Regions from separate parts of the Mus musculus genome. Here region 2 is linked to region 1. A link is a loop called in an ENCODE intact Hi-C map of the cell type or tissue named here. Cell type or tissue: heart. All regions are shown on one strand. Links, peaks and the distances in the headings refer to the core of each region. The heading gives the core; the rest is flanking DNA.

Region 1 (15,819 bases), core at 3,052-11,051:
GAGGACGAGGCCACAGGCTCCTTGGGCACCAAGGACAGCTGGCTCTGCTGGGCACTTCGTCAGTGGAAAAGCACTGACTTGGAAACACATCGTCTCACATGGACTTTTAGAAGCCTGACGGCAAGCATCTGCTCCTAGCCCCCTCAAACAGGGGGACGGAAAACTGACACATGTATGTGGTCTCTAACACTGTTTTGTGTATTTGTGTGTACACGTGAGAGCAAGGACAAGTGTTTATATGTGGAAGTCAGAGGTCAACTTCAGGTGTGATACATACTGATATATACATACATACACACATACATACATACATGCATGCATGCATACATATACACATTAATACATACATATATTCATACATATATATACATACATATATATGTGTGTGTGTGCGCGTGTGTGTGTGTGTGTATACACACACACACACACATACATACATACATACATACATAAGGAAATAGGAAGAGTCGGAGGACAGAGCTATATGTGTGTGTATACAAGTGTGAGTGAGTGAGCACACACCTATATATGCATATTTAGACAGGGCGTCTCTGTCAGATAGCTTAATCAACTGCCCTCCACCATGTTTGTTTGTTTGTTTGTTTGTTTGTTTGTTTTCTGAGATGGTGTCTTTCAGTCAGTGAGCCTGAAGCTAAAGCACATTTTTTAGGCTAGAATGAATGGCCAGTCAGCAAGAGGCCTCTGCCTCTCTCCCCCACAGCCCCATGGTTACAGGAATGTGCTACTTTACCTGGGCACTGAGTATCTGAACTTATGTCGGCAGGTTTGCCCACCGAGCCATCTCCCCAGCTCTGAAAGCTGTGTGCTTAACTTACCCTTTTCAGAGGCCATTGCTTTTTCATACAATAAAGACCAGGCATGCTACACATGTGTATTTTGGTTGCATAAACAATAAACTGCACTTTCTGTGTTTGAATGGTTTTCTCATATCCAGATTAAAGGATCAGCAAGCCGCATGATGTCTAACCATAATCCAGTACAACGTTTTATTTAGGAAGAAGATATTTCATGGGCCCTGGGGTTGGAGAGTTGGCTCAGTGTGGGAAACTACTGGTGTGCAAGTACCATGGGACCTGAGTGTGAATCCCCACCCTGTATGTACAAAGCCAGGTGTGAGTACTTTCACTGCTGGGATCCCAGTGCTGTGCAGGGTAGAGACAGGAGGATTACTCCTAGGGTTTGCCAGCCAACAGCCTATCCCCAGATTCAGTAAGACGGTTGGAATGGGATGGAGCAGACCACCTGATGTCCTCCTCTGCTCTCAGACACACACACGGACATGTATGCCCACCGCTTTCATCTGTGCGAATGTGACCATGCCAGTGAGCAGCATAGGAAGGAGAGATGGTGCACTTCCATTTTCAGGGACCTCTTTCTGTCACCACCAAGCAGTCACCACAGCAAGGACACTGGCAAGCCACATGCCTGCCCCTCGCCCTCATTCCTACTGAAGCTGGGCCACCTCTGCAGCTCAGGAACTGTCAGACCACAGGGGTTTTGCAGGGAACATTTCTCCTGGGAGTCGTCTCCTTTGGCCTTTAGTGACATGTTTCTTCTGCCCTGCCACCAATTTAGGCGAAAAATGAAACACATTTTCCTACCCCTCTGTGGATGTGAGTTCACTCACCTCATTTTCCAGCACAGGTTTCCAAGGGCAGAGCAAACAATCTCAGAAGCTGCCTCTCTCTGCCAGCTCCAAACAGGCAAAGAATTCTAGTAACCTAGTGTCCAATGTCTATAGATAGAAATCCGTGTCTTACCTGTTGCCTGTGGAAGTCAGTGTCTAGAACCTTCTGCTGAAACAGCCATTTACCAAAGCATGCCTCCACCTCATCTCATATTATCATTGAGTGGGTAGAGGAATCAGGTTGGGTCTCCTTAAGATGATCCCCACTGCATGGGGGCGTGTGTGACTCACAAACTAGGCTAGATGCCTTCATAACTATTAACAGCTCTCTTATCAAGCAACAGGTCCAGAGTTTCTGAGCCAAGACGCCAAACATGCCGAAGCTGTCTCTCTCTGAACTGAGTGTCACACTTCCCACTAGGTACCCAGGCAATCCATCTCCAACTTTCCCAGTTTATTGATAACAACACAAAGTATACCGAGAAAGCTCAACACTTCTCACAATGTGATCTGGGTTGGATTGGGGCCAATAGCATATTTGCTAAGAAATAGATGGAAGGTGGAGACTGAACACATCTCTAGGCTGGGAGGTTACTCTGGGTTTGATTATCTGTAGCACAAGAGTGAGGACCTGAATTCAGAGCCCCAGGAGCCACAGAGTACAGTAAGTCTTTGACATGTGTTCTTCTTCCTCCTCTTCTTCCTCTTTTTCCTTCATCTCTTGTTCTTTTCCCACTTTCACGTGTGTATGCATGCTTTCATTTGTGTGGGCATATGAAATGGAATATATATGTAGCTGGAGATTCAGGCTTGATGTCAGAAATCAGCATCAATCACTCTTCCACTGTATTTACTGAGGCAGGATCTCTCAATCAAACCCAGAGTTCTCTGATGCAACTATGCTTTCTATCCAGGTCGCTCTAAGGACCCCTGATCTTCACCTTCCTTCCAAGGCTGTCACACCCCCTGGCATCTTTTACATGGAATCTGGGAATCTGAACTCCTTGTATGGCAAGCACACCAACCACTGAGGCATCTTCCAAGCTCCCGAACTGAAGCCTTTTGCTGATGTAATGACTCTGTCCCCTCTCCTTACGTGCAAGTGACCCTGGAGTGAATGTCTCCTTCTTCTTCCCTAGGAGGTACACCCTCCATTACTTACCTCCCATCATCTCTCTGGACTGATTTCTGTTTCTCTCTAATCAGCCCCACACTCAGGACTTGGTATAATTGATTATGTCCTTTTCCCTCCTAAACTGTAAGCTTTCAGAGTACATTTGTATCTGGCAATAGTTTATCTATGGATACACGTTCATCTGAGTGATATGTACAAGTGTGTCTACAGACACATGCATGCAAGTAGAGGTCAATAGCCAGCATTGGGCAGTGTTCTTTAGTTGACTTCCACTGTATTGATTTTATTTTTGCTATTTTAAAACTTTTATTTTAATTCCATACATGCATACAGTCTATCTTGACCATCTGCATTCTCCTTATCCCCACTTCAACTCCTACTGGATCCCTTCTTCTCACGTACTGCTCCAGGCATGAATATTAGGAGTACGGCCAACAGCTTTCTGCTTAGATATAATATTCAGGGCCATTGTTGTGATCTAAGGAAGAATAGCCCCCATAAGCTCGTATATTTGATGACTTAGTGTTTGGGGGTGGGGAGAATAGCATTATTTGAGAAGGATTAGGAGGCATGACTTTGTTAAGAGAAAGTATGTCACTGGAGGTCGGCTTTGAACTATTCCCAGTCTCATTCTCTCTGCTTACAAATCAGAATGTAGCTCTCAGGAACTTCTCAGGCACACTCCTGCCTGCCACCATGCTCCCCACCTTGATGGTAATGGTGTCAGACTTTGAAACTGTAAGCAAGCCTCCAATAAATAATGTATCTTATAAGAGTTGCCTTGGTCATGGTGTTCCTTCACAGCAATAGAACAGTGACTAAGGCAGTCACTCCACAGAAGAAAACCCTTGCCTGGTACTCTCTAAATCTGGCCAAGAACCCACAGCTCAGAGCTCACCTGTCCTAGAAGAGAAGCTATTACTATTACTTTTGTAAAGTAGAACATAGTATCACACTATCTTCTACATACTTACCTCTGTCCACCAATTAGAGAGCTCTCTGTCCCTACCAAAGACGCTCCTACTTTACTCTAATTCACTTCCCAGTCCCCAAGTCACACAGCACCCAACTGCCTCTAAGCCCAGCTGCAGGAGAGCTGATGCTCACTTCTGGCTTCTAGAGGTGCACACACACACACACACACACACACACACACACACACAATGCCTTCCTTATAATGGTGATCTCCGTGGGGTGCTGGAGGAGGTTCATCAACAGTTATTACATGAAAAGGGTTATCTGATCTAGTACTAAGAGATGTAGAGACAGCAACTATAAAAGTCATTAAAAGGCAGTATCAGTTGATTTTCTTACGTGTTAGGAACTAGCTTAAGTTCTTAGATCATATAACTTCTTTTTTCTCTCTTATTTTTCTCTTGAACACTTATAAAATAGCATGAGCGTTTTCCTGTTTTACAGAGGAGGTCTTGCTCACATTACGTTAATGGTGAGTGGTGGACGCAGTGTAGCTTGGTTAGTAGTGTGTTTGCCGCACACGCATGAAGCCCTGGGTTCCATTCTCAGCACCAGACATGGTGTTGCCATCTGCAATACTAGCACTGGAGAGATGGGGAAGGGGACCCAAAGCCCAACATCATCCTCCACTACAAAGCCAGGTCAGGGCCAGCCTATGCTACTGGAGACACTGCTGCAAAAATAAAAAACCAACAACCCAAATCAGTCTCAGTGTATCTAACACTCCACACACCAGACAACCCTCAGCAAGAACCTAAGACACCCGAAACTGCTCTGAATAAAACTTTACAGAATAATATACAAGATGAGCTCGAGATCCAAAATACCAACTGAAATTTGTGACTTTTTAGCTGGCATTCTCGGAATTATTTTTGGAGAAAAGATGCAAGAGATGTTCACAGAACATTATAGAAGGGCTGGGCTCTCTAGTCAAGGAGCCGGAGTTAAAAAGACAAACTATAGTGTGGCTTTCTGTCCACCCTCCCTGTATCATCATAAACACAAGACGCCATGGAAGACATGCCCTGGTTTCAGAGTGAATGGCCAACTTGACAGAACCCTTGTTTGTCTTCATCAGGGCTCAGGGAGGCCCACACTCCTGCTGTGTCCAAGTAGAGGAAATTACCTCATGCCTGCAGTAAAGAGACACCAGAAGCCTAAGGATATCCCAGAATGCTTTGTAGCTGAAGAGCACTACAACACTGCCCACTGGCTTTGCCAATTTTGAGAGTATTCCTGCAACCCCAGCTAACACTTTCATCTAAATTTGAATCCTAGGTCAAGGAGAGTCCAGAGCCCCCAGGAAGTCCTATCCAGCAAGAACTAGAACTTCCTGGGCCACGAGAGCACAGGACGGAGTTTCCTCTCAGATACACACGTGGTTCCTGCCCTTTTGCTTCTTTGCTCAAGTTGGAGTCAGTCTGAAGTGAGCTTGGGAGCTGTTTTTCCTGTGTTTATTCTAGGCATTAAAGCCACATCAGCTGCCCATTCAATTTCCATTGCTCCCTTTCTCTTTGGTTAAGCAGGATCGGCAGGCATTACTGGGCCTTTCTGAGGAATCCTTACTATTTAAAATTCCTGCTGCTGGGATTAAAGAGATAATGCCCGAGGAAGCCCTTTGTAAACTGTAAAGTCCTAATCAAATGGATGGTGCCACTATGATACTCACCATCAGAGCGGTACACAGCTTTACAGGGAACTTTCAAGTCGTTTGGAACCCCTCTCTGCTTCCTGCCCACCCAAAGGGCCCACACCGATGCCAAGGTTTGGGAATCCCCTCCAGGAAGTTTTGTTTAATACAAGTACATGAATGATTCAAAAATAGCACACGGGTTTCCAAAGCAATGCTCATGCAGGAGAAATAAAATAAAATAAAATAAAATAAAATAAATAAAAGCTGAGTCTGATGGTTTAGATAATGAATATTCTGCCAAACATAGTGGGGAGTTAGAAAGAAGTGAAGAACAAAACATTCTTGTAAAGATAGTTTCGGTGGCAAGAATGAAACCCTCCTTTGCACACACTTTGGGGAGGAGGAGGAGGACAGTCTGGTCAGGGATTTATATAGGTCCAGAAAACCTGTTTTGGCTCTGCCAGCCTGGAGAAGCAGGCTGCCACCCGGAGGGGAGCTGGGGTTTGGCTTTAGAATGAAAGTCACAAACTGTCGCATTAAAAGTAGAGGTTGTTTCCTTTCTTTTCTAAGGATATTCCCTGGGAGAAAGGAATATCAAACTCAGAGTCTTAAGAGGAAGGACTTGCAGAGTGGGAAAGAGAATGGACAAAAGGGGGGGTCGGCAGATGACCAAAGCCCTGCTGTGGAGGAGGACCTGAGTCTGAAACCTCAAAGCATCCTGTAACCCTGGTGACAGTGAACGGGAGGCTGAGACCAGCAGGCTGAGCATACACAGCAAGATGCTCATGCACACCTGTCACCCTGCACAGAGACACCAAGAAGCAGCTAAGAAGAGGTTGTGCCTAGAAAAATCACTTCTAGAAGATGACTGTGTAAACACTTCCAAGAACAGTGCTGGAAACTACTACAAGGGGAATCTCTTTTAGAAATAGGTTTAGGAGGGAGGAGAATAAAAATCAAAGTAGCTAGCAACAGGCCACGGATGGGGTCCTTGCTCATTTGAGCCAAATGGGCAAAAGCCACAAGGATGAAAAGATGTCAGGTGGTTGCCTGTGTTCAAGGAGCATATCCTAACAGGCCCTTTTCTCGGAGGACTGGGGTGGGGACGGGCGATGGGGGGGTCTGCCTCCCAGGCAGTGTGCAGCTCAGCTTCACTCCAAAATAATATCATATTTCTGCCCATCAATCAGAATTAAGAAGCTTAGGAGGCATAGACAGTTGCTGGTAGCAACAGGGCACATACTCCAATTCAGCTGGGGCGGAGCCTGCACTGGGGTGGGGGCACGTGAAGGAGTGAGAAAAAGGCCCCAAGTCTGACATACCAGGTCTGGGACCTGGGGGCTTATGAACAAGAGGACAGGAAACAGTTCCATCTGAAGTCCCTCACAGGATTCTGGGGCCAGGTTTTTTGGGGTGGTCCAGGATGCTGACCTTAAAGTCCTGTTCTATACTAGGACACAGACTTTCAAGGAGAGGAAACCATCAATGCATTATCTTAGGAGGAAGGAGGGCCGAATCCAGAAAGATAATCGACTGAAGGAGCACAGTGATGCCCAGTGCCAGAATCAGTGGGCTCCCCACAAGCTTCAAATGTTTTACTATCTGATCACTATAATGGAGAATAAGCAACACTGAAGTGTGAGACCATGGATGTTTTGGGAGACCATGCTACTTAAGAGCCACATCCTCCTCTTCCCTTACCATTAAAAAAAAAAAAAAAAAAAGTCATCTATAGGAAGCGAGCCTGTGTGCACAAGAACATTGAGCACGTGTGTGTGTGTTTCCATGAGCGCTTCCAGCACAAAGCGAGGTCCCACAGGTGGAAAGGGGTGTGCGTGATGCTTGGCTTGAGCAGCTTCGGAATATAGTGAATGCTAAATCCCTGTATTTTCTGCCTCGATTGTCCTGGCGCTGAGTTTCTGAGCAAAAAGGATTCAACCCAGTGCCACCTCCCAGACATTCTACCACACCCCTGTGGCTTTGGGATTCTATAAGGAATTCAAGGAGGGCAACAGTGTCATCAGCGACAGGGGGCAGAGGTGGACCAAAAAGAATGAAACGCTTAAAAGCAACCAGATCAGCAGGCACAAGAGGGTTACCCAGGGGATGAAAAATAGGAAATAGCTCTGGGGACAAGCCTGGGAGGGTGCAGGGAGCTGGCGTCCTCTTACCTGGCCTGCGGGAGAGCATTTTGCAGAGGGCCCAGGTCGTAGTGGGGGCTGCCCGCCTTGGAGGGCAGACCCTGCAATGCCGTCACTTGGGGGGCAGCAAGGAGCTGGCCTCGGAGCCCACAGTTGACAAACTTGCCATGTCAAGCCTGTCGGCGCGCGCGCGTGCTCCGCAGCCCGGGCACCTAGGCTTTTGTTGTGTCGCACGCCTCCTGTCCCCAGCTCGCGCCTGCCTCCCGGTGTCCCAGTGCAATCTGGGCCACAGGACCTTTCTCCCCCGCTCCGCCTGGGGACAGCAGTGCCACTTCCCTGGGAATCTCGAGCTAAAAAGATGCCCCCAAGCCGGTGGTAAGGCAGGCGCGGCAGCAGCAGCAGGCGCGCACTCCTATGGGTCCGCTCTGGCCCTTGGGTTCCCACCCCCACCCTCTCCCTCCCTGCCCCGCCCCCCACTCAGAAGCTGCTCAGAATCCACCCTGTCAAATCCAGCCCATCTGCTACTATCACAATCAGTTTCAACCCAATGGTTCCGCCAATCTCTGCCTGGAGTTGGAGTTGGGGACCCTCCTTGGGAGGGGTAAAGAAGGGATGCAGTGGAGAGGGGAGATGGAGACTCTGAATACCCAGAGAGGAGGCTTGAAGCTTTGACTGTCTGCCCCAAAGCAAGGAATGGAAAGGAAAAGTGGATTCCAGGAGAAACCTTGCTTTCACTTCCCAGTTTCCAGTAAAAGAAAGAAAGAAAGAAAGAAAGAAAGAAAGAAAGAAAGAAAGAAAGAAAGAAAGAAAGAAAGAAAGAAAGAAAGAAAGAAAGAAAGAAAGAAAGAAAGGAAGGAAGGAAGGAAGGAAGGAAGGAAGAGGAAGGAAGGAAGGAAGGAAGGAAGGAAGGAAGGAAGGAAGGAAGAAAGAAAGAAGAGAGAGGGAGGGAGAGAGAGTGATCCAACAGGCCCCTAGCTCCCTCCATGCCCCTACCCCTAACCCTGCCTGAGTGGAACAAATTTTGCTAATGAGCTAAACAAACAGGTTCCTTAACCTTATGATGGAGCTGACCCAGAGGCTGCCATAGCTATCCAAAGATTTGTTAACAGGCAAGGAAGAGCTGAAACTGCAGGGGGAAGGGGGAGGGGATACGGGGTTTTCGGAGAGGAAACCAGGAAATGTAAATAAAGAAAATATCTAATAAAAATTAAAAAAAAAAAAAAAAAAGAGCTGGAACTGACAGCCCCGTGTGTGTCTGGAGTCAGAAGTTGTCCCCAAGTCCATTTGGAAACAATGAGTGCACCCGAGGAAGGGCTGGGTGAAACTGGCAAAGACACCCACCTTTTGCCTTCTGCTGGCATTTCTGGAACGAAAGAGAAATCCACTTGTGGCAAGAAAATGTTGGACTCAGTTGAGACTCATTTTTTTTTCTTAAAAGAATTCTCATAAATTCCCATTTTCTCATGAAAACGATCCTTTCCAGGAAATGTTGTTTTATTAGCAAATAACGACTTCTAAGATGAGGATTTCACAAACCTAATAGTTTCTTCTTTGGGAGAAATGAGGTATTCTTTCCAATAATGTCCTTTGATTTATTTCTATAGAATACGTTAGCATAAGTGCATAAATTCGTGCTGGATGATAGACATGTGGATTACCTCAAGAGTTATTTTTTTCTTTTAAGTCTAATAAAAAAATAATAGTATTCCCAGAGACAAATGAAAAAGCCGTGAAGCATGAAAGAATATAAACAGAGGGATTATACCTCATTTTGTATATTTATTTCAAATTCTGGGAAACATTCAATTACCTGGAATGACCACATTTGTTGAAGAAGTAACTTGATAGAGAAGTCACCAGCAGAAAAGTTGAAAAGAAAGAAAAAATTAAGCCATTTATTCATAAAGGTAAAAAACGGCTAAGAAAAAGTAAATATACCTAAATTTGAAAATTAAATCGTGTTTTAAATTATAGTCTAGGTCATTCTCTTGCTTAATACTGTACTGGGAAAATGCATACAAGCTCCACTACTCATCTACTCATCTGGCCAGAGGCTGTGTCTTCTGCGCAGTTTATTAGAGCCCCATGGTGCTTATCACAGTGCCAGGTAACTCTGTGAATATCAAAGGCTCCAAGTCGTGATTCTCAAGTTAGTATCCAAAATGGCAAACATAGTTTCAAAGCAAGGTGGGTTTCCACTTACAGTAGATACTGTAAGTGATGGGCAAGACTGGTGCCCTATTAAGAAAGTTTTCCTAATATTAGCTACTTTTGAATCTTTGTGCATGTGTTTGTGTGTATATGATATACATGTGCATATATGTGTGAGAGTGCATCTGCTGTGGAGTGTGTATAGGTCAGAGGACAAACTCAGGTATCAATTCTTGCCTTCCATCTGGTCTGAGACAGGGTCTTTGTTATTCATTAATATGCACACCAGGCTAGCTGGCCTTCGTGTTTTCAGGGGCTCTCCTATATCTGTCTCCTATCTGATGGGACTTCAGACATGTACCTGGATTACAGCTGTGCACACATATGCATGCACACACTGATCTTGTGTAGCTTTCATTCTGAAGAGTAGGGTGTTCACAAGGACAGAATAGAGGAACTTAGTTTCTGCCAGAAGGTAAAGGATAACTGCAGAATAAGAAAAGTAGGGTGAGCTGACGCAGCTTGCAGAGAGCGGGCAGCAGAGGATGAACTAATGCTGAGCTGTGGTTAATGAGGGAGTTTCCACCTGTGTTGATGGCTTATTGGGAACAGCTTAGAAACATCATCACCCTGCGCCCTCAGTGAAATTACCGATCCAAATCGATACATGCGAAAGCCACTAAATAAAACACTGATGAGTGTGCACTGTTCAAAAAGCACCTCCACCATCAGCACCTCGCTGCATTTGTAAATTGCAAGGAAAATAATTACACCAGACAAGGGAGGAGTGGGGCATGAGAAGTACAGAGCAAATACTTTTCTAATGATTGGGGGAAAGCCCATGTTTTAGCACCAGCAAGATGGGTCAGTGGGTAAAGGCGCTTGCTACCAAAACTGAAGGCCTGCACTTAATGTCTGAGACGTATGATAGAAGGAGGGAACTGACCCCTGAAAGCTGAACTCTGACTCTACAGATGTGCCTCGCCATGTATGTATATACATATAGGAAGGGAAGGGAAGAGAGAGGTGGACGAGGGAGGGGAGGCCAGGAAAAATGAAACATGTCATTTATCTAAGCAGGGCTCTTGTACTCATTTTTTTTCTTACAGAGAAGAAAGCACATGGAGAAGCAGATGAAAGACAGTAGACAGGAAGCAGAGGCACGAACAGGGCTAAGAACAGCCCAGCACGTGTCCACTCAATGTGTGCAGGTAACAAACACAGATGCAGCTCAGAAGATGGAAGGATGTGGTATAACCAAGTGCAAGCAGAGAGAGTGGGTCCTTCCTGAAAACTAAACATCTAAGAAGTGTGTCTGGGGGAAAGTTAGCAAAATTTAAATAAGTCTAAGGTCATATGACATGAGGAAGTATTTTATTTTATTAGGAAATAAAAAAATATTATGATCATCAATTAAATGGCCCTTATCTTCCAAGGATACGTTAGACTATTTATTTAGGGCAAATGTGTAATGGTGTCTACTACTCATTTTGGAAAAACTTATGTAAAACAAAAAAGTTTTCTTTTGAAATTTTTGATAGCAACCCATGTGTACCACACACCCCAACTGAATCATGCAATAATCTGCAAAAAATTTATAAGTACATGTTAGATGATTGCTGATTTTAAATTGTGGGAGAACTGGGTTCTGTTACTATGGTCTTCGAATTTTTCTGTACATTTGAGAATGTTCTCAATAAAAAATACACCAATAAAAAAAGAATCAATAACTACTTATAAGGGAATGAATGTTTTAAACATGATGTCTTTAAATACTACTTTTTGGGTGGAACTACAGTCGGACTGGAGAAAATTTAATAATTTCAATGTATATTCTAGAAATGAAACAGAAAATTAATGCTTAAAGCTCATGGAAGATTTCTAAAAGGTACACTTTAAGACAGGAAAAAAAGAGAACTCAGTCTAATAAGGGAGAACATACAGCACTGATTCCGGATCGATCAAACACATCTCGTTAAATAAATTTTACTAAGTGAAATCAATATGCAAGGAATAAAAGAAGACAACAAAATTGAGGCCGTAACGGGGTTTGAAAAATATCAAGACTACTTCACAATGAACAACCTCCTGACAATAAATGTAAAAACAGGCAGTGAGCATCACTCTAAAATGAAAATGTGATTTGAGCCATATGACCACGGAATCTTAAAGAATTAAAGATTCGAATGCTGCGTTGAAAGCACTGCTCCTGGCAAAGCATATCCCACATGTCCAGTACCTAAGGTGGCCAGAAGAGGGCGTAGATGCCCTGGAACTGGACTCGGAGACAGTTGTGAGCCACCGTGTGGATGCTGAGAATCAAACCTGTATCCTCAGCAAGGGCAGTCAGTGCTAGTACCCACAGGAATCATCTCCCACCCGTACACTTAACTCTCCCACTAATCAAGTATAAATAACCATTGAACTCTATATTTAAGAGAGACAATTATAAACTGATATTCATGTGACTATAAGATCAGAACAGGGTAACTGGCTTTCAACAACACTGTAGTCCATTTAGGAGTTTAAGTTTTGTTCCTGTGAATGAATTCATTGGGATAAAAGGCCATATTAATAAGCCAAATGAAAAAATGAATGATTCTCTGCATAGGTATATGAAATGTTGAAGAATATTTAACATTCAAATAAAAATACAAGAGGAAGGAAGTTAGCATATTGTTCTTTAATGTGGTACACACACACTAATACCTCACTGAAACAAGGAAACTCTTGACACATTCGACTCAATCATAGATAAGTCCAGTGCTCTCTTAAACTCCACAACCATGTAATATTTGATTAGAACCAGTCAGTGGGTTGTACTAGACAAAAGCATAAGAATGGAAGAACTATGAAAACTCTTCTCAGAGGAGGTAGTAGCATGCCTAGGAAAATGACAGAAATCAATAAAATTAATGCAATGAAATTCAGAGTCTTGAATTTAAACTCTGGAAGTCGTCAAGCACCCTTACTAGTGCCAATGGAAATGGTCTTGAGGTTTGCAGTTAACAAACATTTGCGTTATCAACAAAGAACAAGAGATATCTAGGGAAAACTGTAATTAGAAATGCAGAAGAGCTGAAAGACAAACTTCACATCCCTGCTTGTCAAATGGAGCTGTGTGCTGCTGCCATGCAGAGTGACCCAACACTTGTGATGTGCCTTCCAAGTCACTATGGAAAATCAACCCAGTTACAACAGAAGCAATAGAGAGGCAGGGCCAGTGGGAAAGGACACTCGCTGCCAAGTCTGGTACACACCTGGAACACTGGCACTGGGAGGTAGGGAGGGAAGAACCCTGAAGCCCTCTCGCCAACCTTACTGAAATGGTGAATGCCAGTTCAGTGAGAGACTGAAAATATTAAGGTGGAAAGAAATAGAAGACACCAATGTCAACCTTTGGCTCCACACACTCATGTGCAGGTGCATGCACCCCTTCATATACACACACTTATTACAAAATAGAGGGAAAGAGGGAGAGGGAGAGAGGGAGGGAGGGAGGAGAGAGGAAGAGAGGAAGAGAGGGAGGGAGGGAGGGAGGGAGGGAGGGAGGGAGGGAGGGAGGGAGGGAAGGAGGGAGAGAGGGAGGGAGGGAAAGAGGGAGGGAGAAAGAGAGAGGGAGGGAGGGAAAGAGGGAGGGAGAAAGAGAGAGGGAGGGAGGGGGGAAGTGAAAGAAGAAGAAGGAGGAGGAAGAGGAGGAGGAGGGGAGGAGGGGGAAGAAGAAGAAGAAGAAGAAGAAGAAGAAGAAGAAGAAGAAGAAGAAGAAGAAGAAGAAGAAGAAGAAGCATCTTCATTGATAATCTATTGAGAAGGGATTTGTTTGGGAGACTGGAAAGATGACTCAGTAGGGCTAAGCATTTGCTGCTCTTCCAGAGGACCTGAGTTCAGTTCCCAGCACTTGTATTAGATGGCTCATAAGTACCTGTAATTCTAGTTTGAGGACATCCAATGCCCTCTTCTGATCTCCATGGGTACCGACCTCACAAACACATGCACATACAAAGACAGTCATGAGTAAACATGATTGAAAATAAGATATATCTTTTAAAAAAGTTATTCTTTTCTTTTCAATGACACGTTAGAAACAAAGGCATGCATGAAAGTATCAGCTGGATGTTAACATCTTTTGGTTTTTCAAAAAGTTCTACCAAGTGACTCCTGAGTCACTTACCAAATTAGAAAAGATATTCTCAAAATATCGACAAAACTCTGAAACAGGAACCAAGGTATCTAGCTACAGCTATCACACACACAAAAAAAAATTAAAATAAAAATAAAAATCCTCTTATGTCTTAGTCAGGGTTTCTATTCCTGCACAAACATCATGACCAAGAAGCAAGTTGGGGAGGAAAGGGTTTATTCAGCTTACACTTCCATACTGCTGTTCATCACCAAGGAAGTCAGGACTGGAACTCAAGCAGGTCAGAAAGCAGGAGCTGATGCAGAAGCCACGGAGGGATGCTCTTTACTGGCTTGCTTCCCCTGCCTTGCTCAGCCTGCTCTCTTATAGAACACAAGACTACCAGCCCAGAGATGGTCCCACCCACAAGGGGCCTTTCCCCCTTGATCACTAATTGAGAAAATGCCTTACAGTTGTATCTCATGGAGGCGTTTCCTCAAATGAAGCTCCTTTCTCTGTGATAACTCCAGCTGTGTCAGGTTGACACAAAACTAGCCAGTACACACTTATAAATAGGCTAAGAAGGCCAATAAATATAGCTAAGTAGGTAAAGGAGCTTGCTACCAAGAACGGTGACCTGCGCTCAATTCCCAGGGCCCAGCAGGTGGAGGAGATTCCCAAAAGGAATCCTGTAACTTCCACACGTGTGCCATGGCATGCACATGCTAATATAGATGCACGCAAAATAGGTAAGTAAATAAATGAATAAGTGCAAAAAAATATAGGTAAGTAAATAAATGAATAAGTGCAAAAAAATAAAGTAAGAAACAAATTTTCATAGGTCACTGGAGACTTTTTAAAACAATTCAGAAAATATTAGATCTGGACTCAGAATGGTATTTTAACCCACACTGTTGCTGAAACACTAATATTCAGACAGAATAAACTTACCCTTGCTCTCGAGAAATTCCCTTTTGTTTTGATTTTACAGCTCGTCTATAGATATTAGACCGTAAAGGGCCAGTCACTATGCAATCTTTGCCAGGCAGCTTCTATTCTGCCCTAAGCCCGGGGACAGTGAGCAGTCATTTACAAATACTGTGGATGAAAACCCTCTTCTACAGCGAGTGCCACACAGCTTATTAATTAGGATATCTCAAATGTGGCTGTCTAATGCAGTATTTTGTGGTCCTTGCTATCTTTTTGTTTCTGCACAGCTAGTCCTTCATAAGGAAATTTGATTTTGTAGGTAACTTGGAGTCTATAGCTACAGCTGTGACTCAAACCTTCTGCCTTCAGCAGAGCTGAAAGTAGGGTTCCACTCACCCCGCACATACTACAGCCGTGGTCAGCCCCGCAGACCACAAGTTTATACTGTTATTGTTTTAAAAGAAATTAGAAACACAATGCAATTAATTAGTGTTCTTCCCATGTCTTTGGTAACAAAATAAAAACATTCCTACATTCCTAGCCTACCATCATTTAGTTCTTTCTTTTCTTTTTTTTTCTTTTTCTTTTTTTTTATTTTCAATTTGTTTTTTCTTTTTGTTTTGTTTTGCTTTTTTCAAGACCGATTTCTTTGTGCAGTGTTCAGTTCAGGCTGTTCTGGAACTTGCTCTGTATACTAGGCTGGCCTTGAACTCAGAGATCCACCTGCTTCTGTCTCCCCAGTGCTGGGATTAAAGGTGTGTGCCACCACCACATGGCTTCATTCCATTCTCAATTCTTTTAAATTATTTTTATGTGCATGAGTGTTTTGCCTGAACACACACACACACACACACACACACACACACACACACAGAGAGAGAGAGAGAGAGAGAGAGAGAGAGACATACACACACCATGCACATTCCTGGTTCCCAAGGAATCGCAAGAGAGCATAGGATCCCTTAGAACTTGAGTAATGGATGACTGTGAGCCACCACATGGGATGCTGAGGACAAAACAAGTAAAACTTCTCTTAACTCTTAACCACTGGTCCAACTCTCTGGCCCTGTTACTAATTCTTAAATG
Region 2 (15,819 bases), core at 4,072-12,071, 440 kb after region 1:
GACTCCTCCCTTCCCAAGCATATATAAGCTATAAGGGTAGCTGAAATCTTCTCAGACAAGCTGGGCTACCTGGAAGCGACTTGGATCAACTGAACTGAGCTACATGGAAAGGCCACTCTCCAACCTTTAATAAACTCCAAGTTTCCACCTTTCAGTAACTGTCTCCATACTGAGGTGACCTGTTGCTGACACGTTTTTATCCTTGAGTTATTTCTGCTCCTGCAGTAACTCCTCACTCAAACTCCTGCAAGGAATCTCAGTGGTACCCAGAGGGTCACTGATCTGGACTCTGGTGCTATCTTCATTTTGATCTACTATTGGTTCCCTGTCTGGTCTGACTGGATGTTTGTATCTCTTCAGGAACAGTGTCACACAGCAATGACCAAAACAGAGGTAAAAGCAGAGAATATCATGATATAAAAATGGTAGAGACAAAGATCAAGAAATGATAGCGATGAAAGGCAGAGATGATAGACTTGTAGACAGAGAGTAGAGATAGTGATGGTGAGAGACAAAAGAAAGGAGAGATTAATATTAGAGATAACGATAATGGGGACAGAGATATATGATAGACACAGATATTACAATACAGAGATATGAGTGATAGAGATGTGACAATGGAGGAGTTAGAGGGGGAGGGAGGGAGAGAGAGGGAGAGGGAGAGAAAGAGAGAGAGAGGAAGGAGCAGAGGTCATATCAACTGCTTACAGACATGGATGTTATTGTATCTTACTAAAGACAAACTAAAAATACCTATAATGAGATCTGGGGGTGTGGTGTTATTGAGAAATGATTATTGTTTTCTCATAAGGTATAAGAACCCATTCTGGTCATGTTTCTTGACAGTTCTTTCTTTTATAAAACCGTATATGAACGAAACGATACACTCTGTGCAATTTGGCATAATACAGTGCTGGCAGGGAGATCTGGGTGGCAGTGTAGAATTATCGTTAAACCTGTGGTTGCCGCATCATGATGGTATACACTTCTCTACATGTTTGAAACATTGCATAATTAAAAGCTAGTAATAAAATCAAAATAATAATAAAGCAAAAGGAGGACAGGGCAGGGACCTGGCAAGGACAAATGCCAGGCTTATCTGAACAGGCTGCTGGGAAGCTGGCCTTGGCAGAACTCCTGGCTGGGGAGACACTTGGGTCTTTCACTTCTTGGCTGTTTATTGGCTCCAGTTCTCCTTTGTTTGAATTCACTTGTCTCTTTTTGAAAAGCTACACACCTTTAGCATTCTGGTCCAGATTCATTCCGCATCGCAGCCTTTCCTGAGAGCTCTCCTCTCCAGGCATGGCAGATCTGTTTTTCCTCCTCTAATCTTTAGCCCAAGGGTCTTTGTAGAATACCTGCCTATTTTTCCCCTGTCTTACACAGTACTTGTCATACAATGGATACTGAGATTGCCAAATGAAGGGCATAGATAATTCTGATGTTAGAGTGCCCGGGCAAGCGAGTGCCACTTACAGCATGCAGTGTAGAATGAAAGCTGACAATTCTCAAGACCTTTGATATATTGAGTCTTAACATCTCAAAGAACTCCAATATTTGAATCTCAGAAAAGTTAGAACCAGCACTACATATATGGAAGCTTCCTTCACCAGGAATTAGAACCACTTAGAAGAACAGACCTGCGAGAGCGGAGGAATGTCCCATGAAAACAAGCTGGGGACAGACAATCGAGAACTAGGAAGGCAGATGTTGAAAGAGAGAAATGAGGAAGAATAAGGGCAGGGATGAAGAAGAGAAAATAGGAGAGAAAGGGGGGAGGACAGAAAGAATGAAGGGGAAGAGAGAGAGAAGAAAGATGAAAGGGAAGAAAAGGAAGAAACTACAGAGAGGAAGAATAAAGGAGGAGATAGGGAAGAGAGGAATAGAAGCAGGAAGGAAGAAAGGGAAGAGGAAGAGAGGGAAGGAAGGAGAAATGGGGAGATGAGGACGAAGAAACGGAGGAGGAGGAAGAGATGGAAGAGAACCAAATATATTTACAAAGGAGCATGATATAGAACAGTTTCAGATAGCTACTTAGGAAAATCAAATCCTAGAAATGGGCCAGAATGACCTGGAAAGGAGGCGCTCCACAGCTGACAAGAGCAGTTTCAGCAAGGGACGGGGGACGGGGGACGGGGGACGGGGGTGGGGGGTGGGGGGTGGGAGGTGGGGGCGCTGCGGCTTAGGCAGTGGTGGCGCATGCCTTTAATCCCAGCACTTGGGAGGCAGAGGCAGGAGGATTTCTGAGTTTGAGGTCAGCCTAGTCTACAGAGTGAGTTCCAGGACAGTGAAGGCTACACAGAGAAACCCTGTCTCGAACTCCCCTTCACCCAAAGGAACTTTTGCTGCCTTCCTTGGGGCTGTTGGAGGCAGAGCAGACATGCCTGCACCAGACACATTCCAGAAGAGGGCGCTGTAACAGACAACAGTGCTGGGATGTAGCATGAGACTGAGAGCTCGAAAGTCCAATTTCTGAATATCTGTTTTCTACTTTCTCTTATTTCTGATGGAGTTTGTAAAACATCATCAGTCCCTAGAGCTAAGAGCAAAACTATATAACAGCATGCAACATTTATGTTCTGATGTGATGTGTCAAGTTGTTCTGTGTTCTACTTACACACCAATCCACGGAGTCCTCCCAAGCTTGCCCCATAGTGCACTGGTATCGTGGTAAAGAAACCAAGGAAGGCCCTGGGAGATGAGAGAACTCATACAAAGTTAGCTCGTGAAAGGCAGACTCAACACTTGAACCCACTGTTTTGGCTTCATCATAGCCTGTGTTCTCTGCCACACCCCATGGCCTCTTAGGTGAAGTGAGGTAAGTTTTATTGCACCATTTTATAGAGGAGCAAATCAGCTCTGCAGACAAGGAGCTTGCCAACCAGGCAGAGTCAGAGCCAAACTTCAGGTCCACAGTTTCCCAAGCCAAGTCCAGGATGCTCCATTGCCTCTCGTTGCCCTTCTGGGCAAGGAACACAAAGACATTGTCTGTGAAAAGAGAGAATTCCAAAGAAGACTACCCCGAGTAAACCTTGAAAATAAGCACAGGGCCAAGGAGAGGCTCGGCCACCAAGCCTGATGCCCCTAGTTCAATCCCAGAGATCCGGTAGCGGAAGGAGAAACCTGATTCCTGCAAGTTGTCCTCTGATCCCATCCCCTGCAGCCACCACAAGCATAAATAAACATATACATGTAGATTGGACACAATTTCAACACATAGGCTATCACCAACAAGCAAGCGAAAACAGAAAAAGAAGAATGATTAAGACATATCTATTGAGGGCTCAGTCATGAGCTCGCTGTAGCTGTGCTGACCTCTGAAGGACTAGGCTGATGAACACTCCATCAGGCACAGTGGGGAGCGCGGGCTCTGTAATAGGCATCCCAACTCCTATTGGCTTCGTCCCCTCCCTGGAAGACTGTGGACAGTGAATGGTCGCTGGGAAGAGTCATTCTCTGCCAGGGTGCTATTGCCTGTGCTCCAGTAAATAACCCTCATCCATGCTATGCACACAGCCCTAACTAAACTTGGTGAGTCCCAAAAATAAATCATTAAAAAGACATCAAATTGGGTTATTGGGAAGGGAAGTTTCAGTGGGGGAGAAAGATGACGGGGTGTCTGGAAGGGGAAGGAAATGACCAAAACCCTTTATATACATACATGAAATTGTCAAAGGATAAAAAGAGACCGAGATTCATTATATTCACGTGTCAAGTGTCCAAATAAAAATTGGAAAATTATTTTTAAAAGAAAAAAAAAGTTCCAAGGTAAAACTAAAGAACTGAGTTCCAGCGTGAAGGAGATGTTACAGTGTGTGCTGATAGGATTCCAGACCAAATACAAGGAAAGACTCATGCAGGTAAGGGTGTGTGCTGCGGTTGTCACAATGATACCGTTTTTCTTTGAGGCAGGGAAAGGGGAATAAGGAGTTTGTAATACGAGCCTTGGAGCCTTGGGACCTAGCAGATTGGTTCCAACTATGACAGAGGAAGGCTCTGTTTGAATGGCTCCCCCCTGCTCTTGTGTAGGCTCTCTTGACATCACTACATCATGCTGGCTGGTCCTGTCAGACATCTGTCTGTAAACAGAGGCTGCCTTTCAGACCTGGTCAGATGAGAATGCTGTGATTCCTATCCATGTCTCTACAGAGCAAAATGAGATCATTGCGTCTGTCCCTGGGAGTGTCACCTCTGTGCTCTGAGGCAGCAATCTGACCTAAGATTCCAGAACCCAAGCCTTTATCTGCCAGTCTTCGCTGGAACTCCCCGGGAATTATGCTGACTTCAGTGTCTATTTTCCTTCTTCTCTATGAGACACTATGGGCGGTGATTCCCCTCCCTACTGGTTAGGAGGCCCTGTGGTCTCTCTGGGCCAACAACCATTCTTGGCTCAGAGACTCCTATTGGCTTTCAGACAATCCTGGCAGACACTGCCCAAGACTTGGCTCAGAGCCTGCCCTACTGTGTTTTGAGAGCAGTACCGGCAACAGGAGGATTCTGAGTGCAGTAGCTAAATGCCGCGGGTTAAGTCACCCGATTTAAGGGGTGAGAGAAACAGTAGAGCTGTTAACTGTACACATCTGTGCCCCACATATGGCTACTCTAAGATCTGGGGCATTCTGGAGTCCTGATGCCTTTCCCTGGGCTCCACGGGGTATTTGAAGCATCCTCAGAAAAGGCTGCCATGGCACAATGGTCCTGAAAGTAAGATGATTGGCTGCTGGCAGAGTTGTCACCATCTTCACCAGACACGGGCTCTGTAATAGGCACCCTGACATGGTGCTGACTTGAGCCTGACCCCTCCTGATAATCTTTCATGAACAGAGTATGAAAAATGTCATCATCCCTCTTTCGTGTGGCTGAGGTTGTACCTACAAATAAGGAATCCAGAAGGCAACTGTGGGCGCTGTTCCTTCCGCATCTTCCATTTAAACAATTAATGAGAGTTTCTCATTGACCTAAAACATGCTAATAGTCTCGCCTGGCTGACCAGTGAGCCCTGAGGATCCACCTGTCTCTCAGCCTTCCAGCAGAGGGACTATGAGAGCTCACTACCATGCCCAGTATTCTAAACATGGCTTCTGGGTGATTGATCTATATTTGCAAGGCAAGCACTTTAATGACTGAGCTTTCCCCCACCCCCATACAACCTTTCTAATACATGAAAGCGTAAGTAGGAGACGAGCCAGGGCTTACTCAAAGTCAACATGAGCACCTCTGAGCTGGGAGCTCACAGGAGCAGGGTTGGAACTCAGAGGGGATACTGGTTCCTTCACTCTCCTACTCTTCAGAGTAAAGGGTTGTTTCTAGAATGCAGGTAAGGATTCCTGAATAAGAAATTAACACACTTGTACCCCACCCCAGGACTGTCCACTCAGCTCTTAATTTTCTCAGAAGGCACTGACCTAAGTGCACCCTCTGACCTACCAACAAAATCCCAGGGAGGTACATAAAGATGAGTGCCGAAAACTGGGATTCAACGTAACTAACGGACCGAAAAATTAGGAAGTCTGATGGTTTAATTTGAAACGGAAGTTACAGTCACAACAAATAATTTTTAATTAAGTAAAATGTCAAGACCCAGTCATCCAAAGAAGATACCAAAAGTATCCTCCATCACAGATTTATTCTTTGGAGAAATCTGCCACTCGCACCTCAAAATTTAATTTCCTGGAGCCCGCGGTTGGCATTCATTTTATCATTTTAATAATCTTTAATATTGTGTCAAAGATTAAAATCTGCCATGTACATATAGACCCAGGGTCCTACAGAGAGCGGAGGTCACATGGAGTAAAGGAGGCTGGGATATTTGGAGAAAGGAAGGGGGGCTCTGGACTGAGAGAGCCAAGAACATGAAAGGGAGCAACCGGGATAGCGATGAGGCCAGGACCAGTTGTGTCAATAGCAAGTGAGTGGGGATGTTCTTAGGGGACAACTAGCAGGAGACAGGGAGACTTGCTCCCCAGGGAAAAGAAACTGGGGCCTATATCTCACAGGTCAAACATAAGCGCTGTGCAAGCTGAGTATTCCCTGGTGGGCCTTTGTTGTCTAATTTGTCTTTCTAATGCTCGCTGGAAAAACTATTGCCGACAGTGCAAGCTGACATTTTACAAATGTCAGAGCTTATAAACAAGGACAGGCTCCAGTCCTAGGACCTACCTAGGTTTCTCAATCCATGAAACTGAGAGGCACTGAACGACTGGAGGACCCCTGGAGAACTGCTGGTCTTCAGTCCAGGTTAGAGGCCAAAGGAGCCATCAGTGAAGGGTGGAGCAGCAGCAACCACAGCAGCGATTACAAAGGCTCTGAACTTGGAAGCGGGGCAGATGAATTTACAAACAAGATGCGAAGGTAGGCAGGCAAAGAGCAAACCTTTTCCCTGATATTGTATACTGGGTGCTGCCCAAAGGTGCTGCTCACATGCAGGAGTAGGTCTCTTCACATCAGTTAGCATGTGAGGGTGAGGAAATTCCCTCACAGGTATGCCTAGAAGTTCATGGGAAGTACAGACCTTGTTCAGTTAGGGATGAATATTAGCCAACGGAGCAGCCTTTGTCAGGTCACCTGACCGCTATGAGACTTCACGCATGCGTGTTTGAAACTCATCCTACATAGGAAGGATGAGGAAACCGGAGTTTCATAGGTATCAAGGCACACAGGGGACTCTTTACTGATTCTATTTTAGGCCCCAACATTACCCTGCTTTATTATTATTATTATTATTATTATTATTATTATTATTATTATTATGGTTTGTTGCATTTTGTGTGCATGTGTGTTCCTGCTTGTCTGCATGTGCACAATGGACACACATGCACCCTCAGAGTCCAGAAGAGGGTATTTGGGTCCTCTGCAAATGGAGTTAGAAATGATTGTGAGCTGCTCCAATGTGGGTTCTCAGAACTGAACCCTGATCCTCTGCAAAAGCAGCAAGGACCCTTAGCCACCGAGCCCTTTGCTCCAAACACCTACACCCTGCTTCTAGATTGCACGAATCTGTTAGTCTTTGGTAGCTGACCTCAGACTCTAGCACACACTTGATAACCCTTCCTTCTGTGGGGCAGGAGCCAAATCCCTCCCTGGCACTTCCTGCAAACGTGAGCACTTGACTCAGAGAAGGAAAACGGAAATCCACACAGACATGAGCAGCTGGCAACTGGCTTTTCTTTTTCCAAACCAGTGCCCTTGCCTTTAGAAACCCCGAAGAGCCTGCATGATTAAAAACTGGAATTAATTAGAATACTTAAAATCCAGCAGCAGTCACTTTCAAAGCAACAGCCGACGGTGCCTCCACCACCTCCAAGTATTCCCATGGGCACCTACAGCTTCAAGAGAGAGACCCCAAACAGCACCCAGGAGGCCGTTAAAACCCATCTGCAGCCCCGGGAACTGTAGCAAACATTAAGCAGAAATGGGCACAGTTGTTTGGCAATGAAAAACTGGAGGTCTTTAATAAGCACCCACATAAACCTTGTTTTAAATTTCACATTCATGCTTCTATCAACATTGGTTTGGTTAATTATCTCAATATCTAAAATGGGGAAAGGGTTTGGAAGGTGGCTCTGTGGGAACTGTTTGTGGCAGAAGCACATAGACCTGAGTTTGGATCCCTAGAACCTACTTAAAGCCAAGTGGAGTTGAGGATATCTGTAATCCCAGCATGACTGCATAGATATGAGAGGCAGAGAGGGAGAGGAGAGTCTCTAGAAGCCTTCAGGCCTAGACGGCCACTGACAGCAGTGGAGAAAGAGACCCTGTCTCAGACAAGTTAGAGGGTTCAGGTTGTCCTCTGACCTCCACATGCATGCCTTAGTTTATATGGACCCTGCCTACACAAACAGAATACACACGCACACACACACACACACACACACATGCACACACATACACATATGCACACATAAACATGTACACACACACACACATGCACGCACGGGGAAATAAATATATAGTAATAAGGTATTGGTATCCAGGGATCTTCAAATAGTTATTGCTCTACAGTAGAAGCAGATAGTCTCAAACAGCACCTGGTTCATAAATGCTTGATAAACTAGATTTGTAAAGTTATGATTGTAAATTCCATAAAAATGCATCTGATCCAGTACTGAAAGGTGGATTTCCCTGTGGCCGTGGGGAGACAACATTTAAATGGTGCTGTTGCTAATATCTGCCATAAAGAAGTGTGGTGATCAATATTAATTCTCAGCTTGAGACACTCCAGAGTAGCTGAAGATGCAAGCTCCATGCTGTCTGTGAAGGGATTATTTGATTCAATCAATCGAGATGAGAGGGCTCATGTTAAATATGGGTGGCACCATGCCATGAACTGAGGTCCTGGACCGAATTACAGAGAGAAGGAAAGCAGTGCAGGGGTGCTCATCTGCTGTATTTCCCGACTGGAAACAATGTGACCACCTGCCCTATGTTCCTGCTGCCATGCAGTCCTTCTGTAACAGACTGTACCCCTTAACACTGTGAGCCCCTGAACCTTCTAAAGCTGCCTTTGAACAAAGTGATGGCTACAGACAGGGTTCCTCTTCATGCACCTTTATGATCATACTGTCATTTCTATTCCAAAGACAGCCAGCAGAGGGCAGAGCTCTATGGTTTTGTAATTAGTTGAAAGGACCCTGTAATTCTCTGTTGGCTCCCATCTGATCTTCCGATTCCAGTGATGAGCATGTGTCAATATCTGGTCATCGATAGTGTGAAAACGCTAAATTGAAACCCTACAAAGGAGGATGTGGTGGAGAGAAAAGATGCTCTATCTTCTTTCTGAAGAAAAAAATTCCTATTTTAAAAGGTTTGTTTTGTTTTTATGTGCATGTGTATTCATATTCTCTCTCGCTCACTCTCTCTCTTGCTCTCTCTCTCTTCCCTTCTCTGTGTGCATAGGTACTCATGGAATTCAGAAGAGGGCATCAGATTGCCTCCAGCTGGGCTTACAGATATTTGTGAGCCACCTGACATGGATGCTGGGAACAGAACCCTAGTCCTTTGCAACAGTGGTACTCACTCTTAGCCAGCCCTAGAAAAATCTCTTTTCACAGTGAGTCCATGGATAACTAGCAACTCCTTTTAAGTTAGTGATCCTACATTCTAGGTACTCAGCTGCTACCATGAGAGGCTAGGCTGTCAGGTGAGACAAGAAAACTGTCCGCAAGATGAACAGTGCTCCCACTCCAGATGAACAGTGCTCCTACTCCAAAGCCATATCGACACCCCAAAGAAAAGATGGTTCTCTTCCACAGGTCAGATTCACGGCAGAATCTACCTACCTACAACATTGAGGAGGAAATACTATTGTCTCTGCTCTTCCCTTCATCGCCGCTGTGTGGAGGGACCACATCTCTCCCCACACCAAAGTTCCGCCAAATGTTATCTGCATAGGCATCACCAAAACCTGCCTTGGCTCTTTTTATGGAACTTGAAATCTTTTTAATTGAGACAACACCCAGCCGACCAGCCACGGGCTTGCTGCACTGGGCTTTAAGTTAGTTTGACGTTAGCCTCCTACGTGTTACCAAACGCCTGTGTGGGTGCTGCCTTCTGTCTCGTTTAACACTGCAAGATCTCAAGTGCAGGACATTCCAAACCCATCGGCCTTCTCGTTTCTCTGCTCCAAAGCGTCATTCATTCGGAGGCTCTCTTGCGTTTCATATTCATTCTTTTCTACTCCCCTCCCTCCTCAAATTTTCTCATTATAGTCTGACCCTTTAAGCACAGTGTTATCTGGTTATCATTGAAAATTGCAAAATCTATAGCATAAATATAAAAACAACGTGTATATCTTAACTGTGTATCTTATTTTTAAAACGTGTGCTAGCAGACATTAGTTGTATATCTCAATGTATTCAGTGTGTTCTTCTCCTAAAAGAACGTTCGTTCATTTAGTTATTGGAGGGGGGGCACACACATGCTTGGCTCTCAGATGGGGGTCAAACATAGCTTGGGAAAATCAGTTCTCTTTCCAGCACCTACGTAGGGTCTCGGGATTGGATTTAGATCCGTCAGTTCCTCTGGCTTGACAGCAAGCCCCCTTCCCCACTGAGCCATCTTCCCAGCCCCACGTCTATATGTAAAACCGTTTTAACAGATACGCTGCACTGTTTCACAGGCCACGGGTGCCCTTTCTGAGTTAAACCTCTGTATCCAAGAAGATAAAGCATCTGGACTTGTTCACTTCCTCTCAGCTATTTGGACATCCGCATAGTCCCGGAGATGTTACTCACCAGGTTTTTAAAATAAATAAAATAAATAAAATACTATTTCCATTTGCCCAGGTGGCAAGATTACATTTCAGGATTGAAAGACAGGAGAAAGGAGGAGGGGGGATTGCTGACACAACATCTGCACTCTCTCTCTCTCTCTCTCTCTTTTTTTTTTTTTTTTTTTTTTTTGGTGGAATTTCATCACATTTCTGCTTGCAGCCTAATCATCTTACTGGGAATTAAGAAAACACAGGAATGTTTAAATTGTGCCATGCACCCACAGCTCCTATAAGTCTCGAATTTAATCCTGGGAGGTAGCTTTTCACACCAAGAAATCCCAGGAAGAAACTTCCTTTCTGTGTGTTTTGTGAGCTATGCTCCAAAAACCCATGACCGCATGCCTAAAACTATGGATGCAGCGCCATCTAGCTGCAGCAGTGGGTGGAGCAGGAGCCCAGAATTAGTAGCTTCAACCCTGATCTGCAGCTCACCTAGACAAACAGAAGCAGCTCTGACAATTGCTCACACTGAAATGCCGCTGCTAAGGAGGGAGAGCCCAGAATTCAAGCTGAGCCTGAGATACAGAGCCAGACCTTACGTGACTAATGAAGAACGTGGCTCAGGAGATGGCACAGTTGGTGAAGTACCTGCTTTGCAAGCCTGAGAATCCAAATTCCATACCAGGAATGTCATACGAAAATATCAGGCATGATGGCATGTGCCTGTTATCCTAGAACTGGAGAAAAGGAAATAGGCATATCCAACCTAGCCTACTTGGTGAGCTCCAAGCCAAACAACAAGAGATCCTGTCTCATAACAGCAAGGTGAATGGTACTTGAGAAATAGCTCGGATTGACCTCTGACTTCCACATGCACATGCTTACATGTGCAACAGAAAGGGGGAGAGGGGGAGGGAGAGAGGGAGAGAGGGAGAGAGGGAGAGAGGGAGAGAGGGAGAGAGGGAGAGAGGGGAGAGGGAGAGAGGGAGAGAGGGAGAGAGGGGGAGAGGGGGAGAGAGGGGAGAGAGGGAGAGAGGGAGAGAGAGAGAGAGAGAGAGAGAGAGAGAGAGAGAGAGAGAGAGAGAGAGAGAGAGGAGAGAAGCCCACTTTGCAGAAACACTGTGAAGTCTGGCATCATCAGAAGAAGAGCCAGGACATAAAAGCACAGCCCCTTGCTAGCATCACTCCCCCCCACTAGCTGGCTGTGGCTTCTCATACTGTCCTGAGCTCAGAGTCCCTCAAGGAGATTCAGGATGATAACTGTCATGCATTCAGTAGACTGTCGGCTGCACTCACTGCCTAATAAAACAGTCATATGCTTGAGGATATGGGGGAGGGGCTTGGTACCACTGTGGAGAGCTGAAGTCTAGGGAGCCTTGGCATGGGTCTGATCTGTGCCCACGGCATGGGCACAATCCACTCTCTTTTTTTATTTGAGCTTTTGATCAAATGACCCAGTGGCAGCATCCCCGGGTGCTCTAAGCACAACGTTTAAGATAAAGTGCCCTCTGAGAACCTATTTAACACTTGGCTACTCTCTATTTCTTGAGACTACTCAGTTACATCTACGGTAATCAGCTCAAAGAGCAGCCATTAACATGCATACAGATGAAACTGATTTTCCCTGAAACACCCTTTTCAGTGCTTTCCAAGGAGGCCTGTCTAACAGCAGACCCACGTTCTGGAATGAGTTCCATCTGGTAACTGAACTGTCCTTTGTCTTGGCTTCCTGTCCTGACCTCTGCCTGGCTATGTCTCTAGCTGGCCACCTCCATCTCCTTCCTGTCATAGCTCCTTCTTCCCTGGTCTGAAGACTGGTTTCTGTAGTGTGGGCTGGGTATTCTCCTTACTGCCAGTTTGGTGTGGCTAGCAGGAGTGAGGAAGGAGAGCAAGGGCAGGGTGTCTGTCAGCCCCTGGCTTTTCCAAATAGCACCATACCCCTGAGAATGAAGACTCTGACCTCTCTGTCCTTGACGCTCTACTTCAGGGTTCCTAGCTCTTTCCCATGTGCCTATGTGTCCTTTACATGCCTATCATCCCTTGGTCATGCTCTCTCCTTGCATGACACTTTCTTTTGCTTAATTATTTTAAAAGCTCCTCTTTTAAAAGTGGATTCTATATGACCCTTCCCCTACAAAAAGCCACACTTCCCTCTGTGTGAGTTTTCTGCCCACACTCACATATTCTATTACAACCGGACTTGTCACCTCATCAGCCAGGGTCAAGTTCCAACACTTAGGCAACCCAACTCCTAGAGAATGGGATTGGCTAGCGAGCAATAACAGGGTTCAGCGATGACAGTGAAGGCAGTCTTGGTGTTCCTGGGAAGGACAGGAATTCAGTTTCCTGTGCAAATCATTTTAGACTCAGCCACAGGAAAGGAGTAAGAATAGGTACAGAGAGGTACAGAGAGCAGAGTGAGTGTGTGGTCTCAGTGCTACCTCAGGCTCAGAGCATTTCTCTCCGAGCAAGCCCTCCCAGAACCTGTCTGAGCAGATAATATGAGCTCCCACGAGACCGCTGCGTGTATACAAGGCATCTCTGAACTTGAGCCAAATGCAATGGATTTTTATAATTATTGACAAAAAATAATCCTTTGATGCCAATCAATTTTGTAATTTGTGCGCATTCATTTAACACCAAGTTATTGAACAGCCGTCATGTTTCATGCACATGGTAGGCACAGAAATCATTGTAGGCAAAATAGGTTTCTTACTCCCCTCAGAAATAGCTCATAGGTTTGCCAAACATGAAAGATTGTTGGCCAGATAAGAATAAAATGGATGAGGGAACATTACAGAAAAAAAAAAAAAAGGTGGAGAGAATGTAAGAGAAAGAACTGGGAGGAGTGTGTGAGCTGTTGCATTTTGGTGTGGCATGTGGCAAACTCATTAATGAACTCACAGCAGCTGTGGTTATGTGCACAAGACCTGTACCAGACTGAGGCAGTCAACATTCCATCATGGATCCAGGAAGGGACTCATGAGACCTCATCTCTAGCAAAGGATCTACTGGCTATGAGTAGTTGCTAAGGAGGAAGAGTCATTTCTTTTTCTTTGGTGCTGTGGTCACTGGTAAGTTGCCCATAATCTAGTACATAGCCTCCATTCCATATGCAAGCAGTCAACTCCATTTCATACATGTGAAAGCAACAAATTAAACTCAGCATGAAAAAAATAAGATATTGAAGTAGGGGGACTGGTTGGGAGAAGAAAAGGGTCAGATGGAGTTGGGGGGGGGAATGAGTCAGAATAATGAGAAATGAATACAACAAAGACACTATATACACCTATGAAAATCATCAAAAAATAAATTATAAAAGGAAACAATTCACGTGGGATCATAGCCAAAAAGATTGCTCAGAAGTTAAAGAGTTCCATCCACAGAATGCATACAGTGAAAACGGATCTGACTCCTGAAAGTCAGCCTCTGATTGCCACATGCATCTGGTAGCACATGGACACACGTACAGATAGTCAGCTATTGGATGGAACACAGGCCCCCAATGAAGAAGCTAGAGAAAGTATCCAAGGAGCTAAAGCGGTCTGGAACCCTATAGGAGGAAAAACAATATGATGTTAAAGAAGTAGAAGCTGTGGCCTTGTCAAAAAAAATCTATCTATCTATCTATCTATCTATCTCTTTCTCTGCCTGCAACTTTACAGCTGATCAGATGTAAGCTCTAAGCTATTGCTCCAGCAGCATGCCTGCTTGCCTGTCTGCCTCACACTCCCCACCATGATGATAACAATAGACTAACCCATTGAAACTGTAAGCAAACCCCCAATTAAGTGCTTTATTTTGTAAGTTGATCATGGTGTCTCCTCACAGTAATAGAACAGTAGCTGACACACCACCTCAGGACACAGTTGCCACACATGCTCCCTGATATGATCCACCAAAATACAGAACATCCTTTCTGCCACTGCCTCACAAAACAAAACAAAAAATATATAAAATCTAAGAAAATGTTAGGAATGTATTGAAGGACTGTCCATGAATCAAATTCCCTAGACTCCTCAAATTGTCATTCTTGTCAAAGTCAAGGACAAATGTTTGATAAATGTCTGTGTGAGGTGACCAAACACAGCAGGTGTGATTATACCTTGGATCTCAGTAAAAGAAAAGTAAATATATGCTCAAAGATAACAATTTGTTTTATTTTTTTAAATTATGCATATGTGTGTTTGTATAGGAGTATGTGTCTATACAGGTAAATGTATAGACAGGAGTATGTGTAAATGCAGGTATCCACAGAGGCAAGAGAAGAGTGTCCAACCCCCTGGAACTGGAGTTATAGGTGGTTGTGAGGTGTGGGCTGGGAACTAAACTCAGGTCTTCTGTAAGAGCAGTATGCGCTCTGAAGCTCTGGGTAGTCTTTGCGGTCCCACCCTCTCCCTTAGGGTGTTTAGAGGTAAAGAAAACGGGACCTAGAAATCTCCCCAAAGAAAAATGATCTCCTATACTCAGTGGGCTTCACATCCAGTTATTCTGTGATCAAAGATTATTTCTGTACTGACCACGAGCAGACTTTTTCTTGTAATTATCCCCTGAACATTACACAGCTGATTTATACAATATTTGCAGTATGATGTGTATTACAAGAATTTAAATGTGATTTCATGTACATCAGAGCACATTAGCTGGCTATATGCTAATGCTGTACCATTACACAGGGAGGATTTAAATATCTTCATGTTTTGATATCCCCAGAGGTCTTGGAACTAATACCCTATGGGTGCTCAGGATAGCTGTTCTGTGAATATGTAAGATTGCTTCTCCAGTTATGACCTTTCCAATCATCCATACTGTCTACCAACTCTAAATATTAATTCTAGGGGCTGGAGAAATGGATAAGTAGATATGATATATAGGCTTACATTTTTCAAAACCTACTTTAATAAGGGTCCTTAAATGCTTTAACCTCCCTTCTAGCCCACCAACCACCAGAGGTAGTGGAAAGAAAAGGTTACTAGGGCAAAGGAAGATGTAGACCTGTTTAGAAATAGTTCTTTGGGGTGATTCTAATCTTCATTGTCAGGATAGCAGCAGTTCAGTTGACACAAGTCAGCAGCGGTAAACCAATCTATCCCCCCCACCCCATTCACAAATCAGCAATGGCAGTTTGATCATGAAGAAACCCAAGGGCTTTGTCAATCAGTCTGAGTCCAAGGAAGTGGCATGAAGCCACTGGAACACCAGAGAAGGCAAGGTGAACCAATGCCAGTACGTCAACAGTGAAGACCAGCATCAGCAAAGCCCAACGAAGACCAGCAAAATGTGGCACACCATTGTTCATTGTCTGTTGGGTTTATTTATACCCTTTCCAACCACCACATGTTTTCTCAAGCATTCACTCTAGCAAAACGCCGCATGCCCCTTTTCCAACCAGCTTTCAAACACCGCATGTCTGTTCTCTGCAAAACATCCTCTCATAAGATGGTTTCCAAAGAAACATCACATAGCACAACTGAGTCTCCAAAGAAACCAGAAATTTCCACTTCAATGAGGGCCTGAATTATGTGACCAAAACCCATGTTTTTTAAAAAAAAAAAAAAGTAAGGAATAATTGCACACATTTGTCTCAACAGTGAGGCAGATATGGTAGC

The links. A loop is a pair of places that touch in the nucleus more often than their neighbours do. Peaks named below come from ENCODE experiments on the same cell type or tissue, not always from the same donor. Only the 100,000 strongest peaks of a DNase experiment are listed, where the experiment ranks them.
Region 2: a loop joins it to region 1, with 4 times the contacts of the local background. A loop is called at or near these places in 6 of 42 quality-filtered maps.

Annotation. Positions count from the first base shown.
Region 1 is chr1:126,484,986-126,500,804 of GRCm38, forward strand. The region is part of intron 3 of Nckap5 (NCK-associated protein 5); the gene reads right to left. Among named protein-coding and RNA genes, the nearest start is that of Nckap5, 340 kb to the right of the region's middle. In heart, for the core only: a CTCF peak has its summit at 7,814; a DNase peak (open chromatin) is centred at 7,706; H3K4me3 peaks cover 1,010 bases; H3K27ac peaks cover 749 bases; H3K27me3 peaks cover 1,159 bases.
Region 2 is chr1:126,921,288-126,937,106 of GRCm38, forward strand. No RefSeq gene overlaps it. Among named protein-coding and RNA genes, the nearest start is that of Gm41945, 95 kb to the right of the region's middle. In heart, for the core only: CTCF peaks have their summits at 8,592 (motif pointing right) and 10,643; DNase peaks (open chromatin) are centred at 4,424 and 10,654.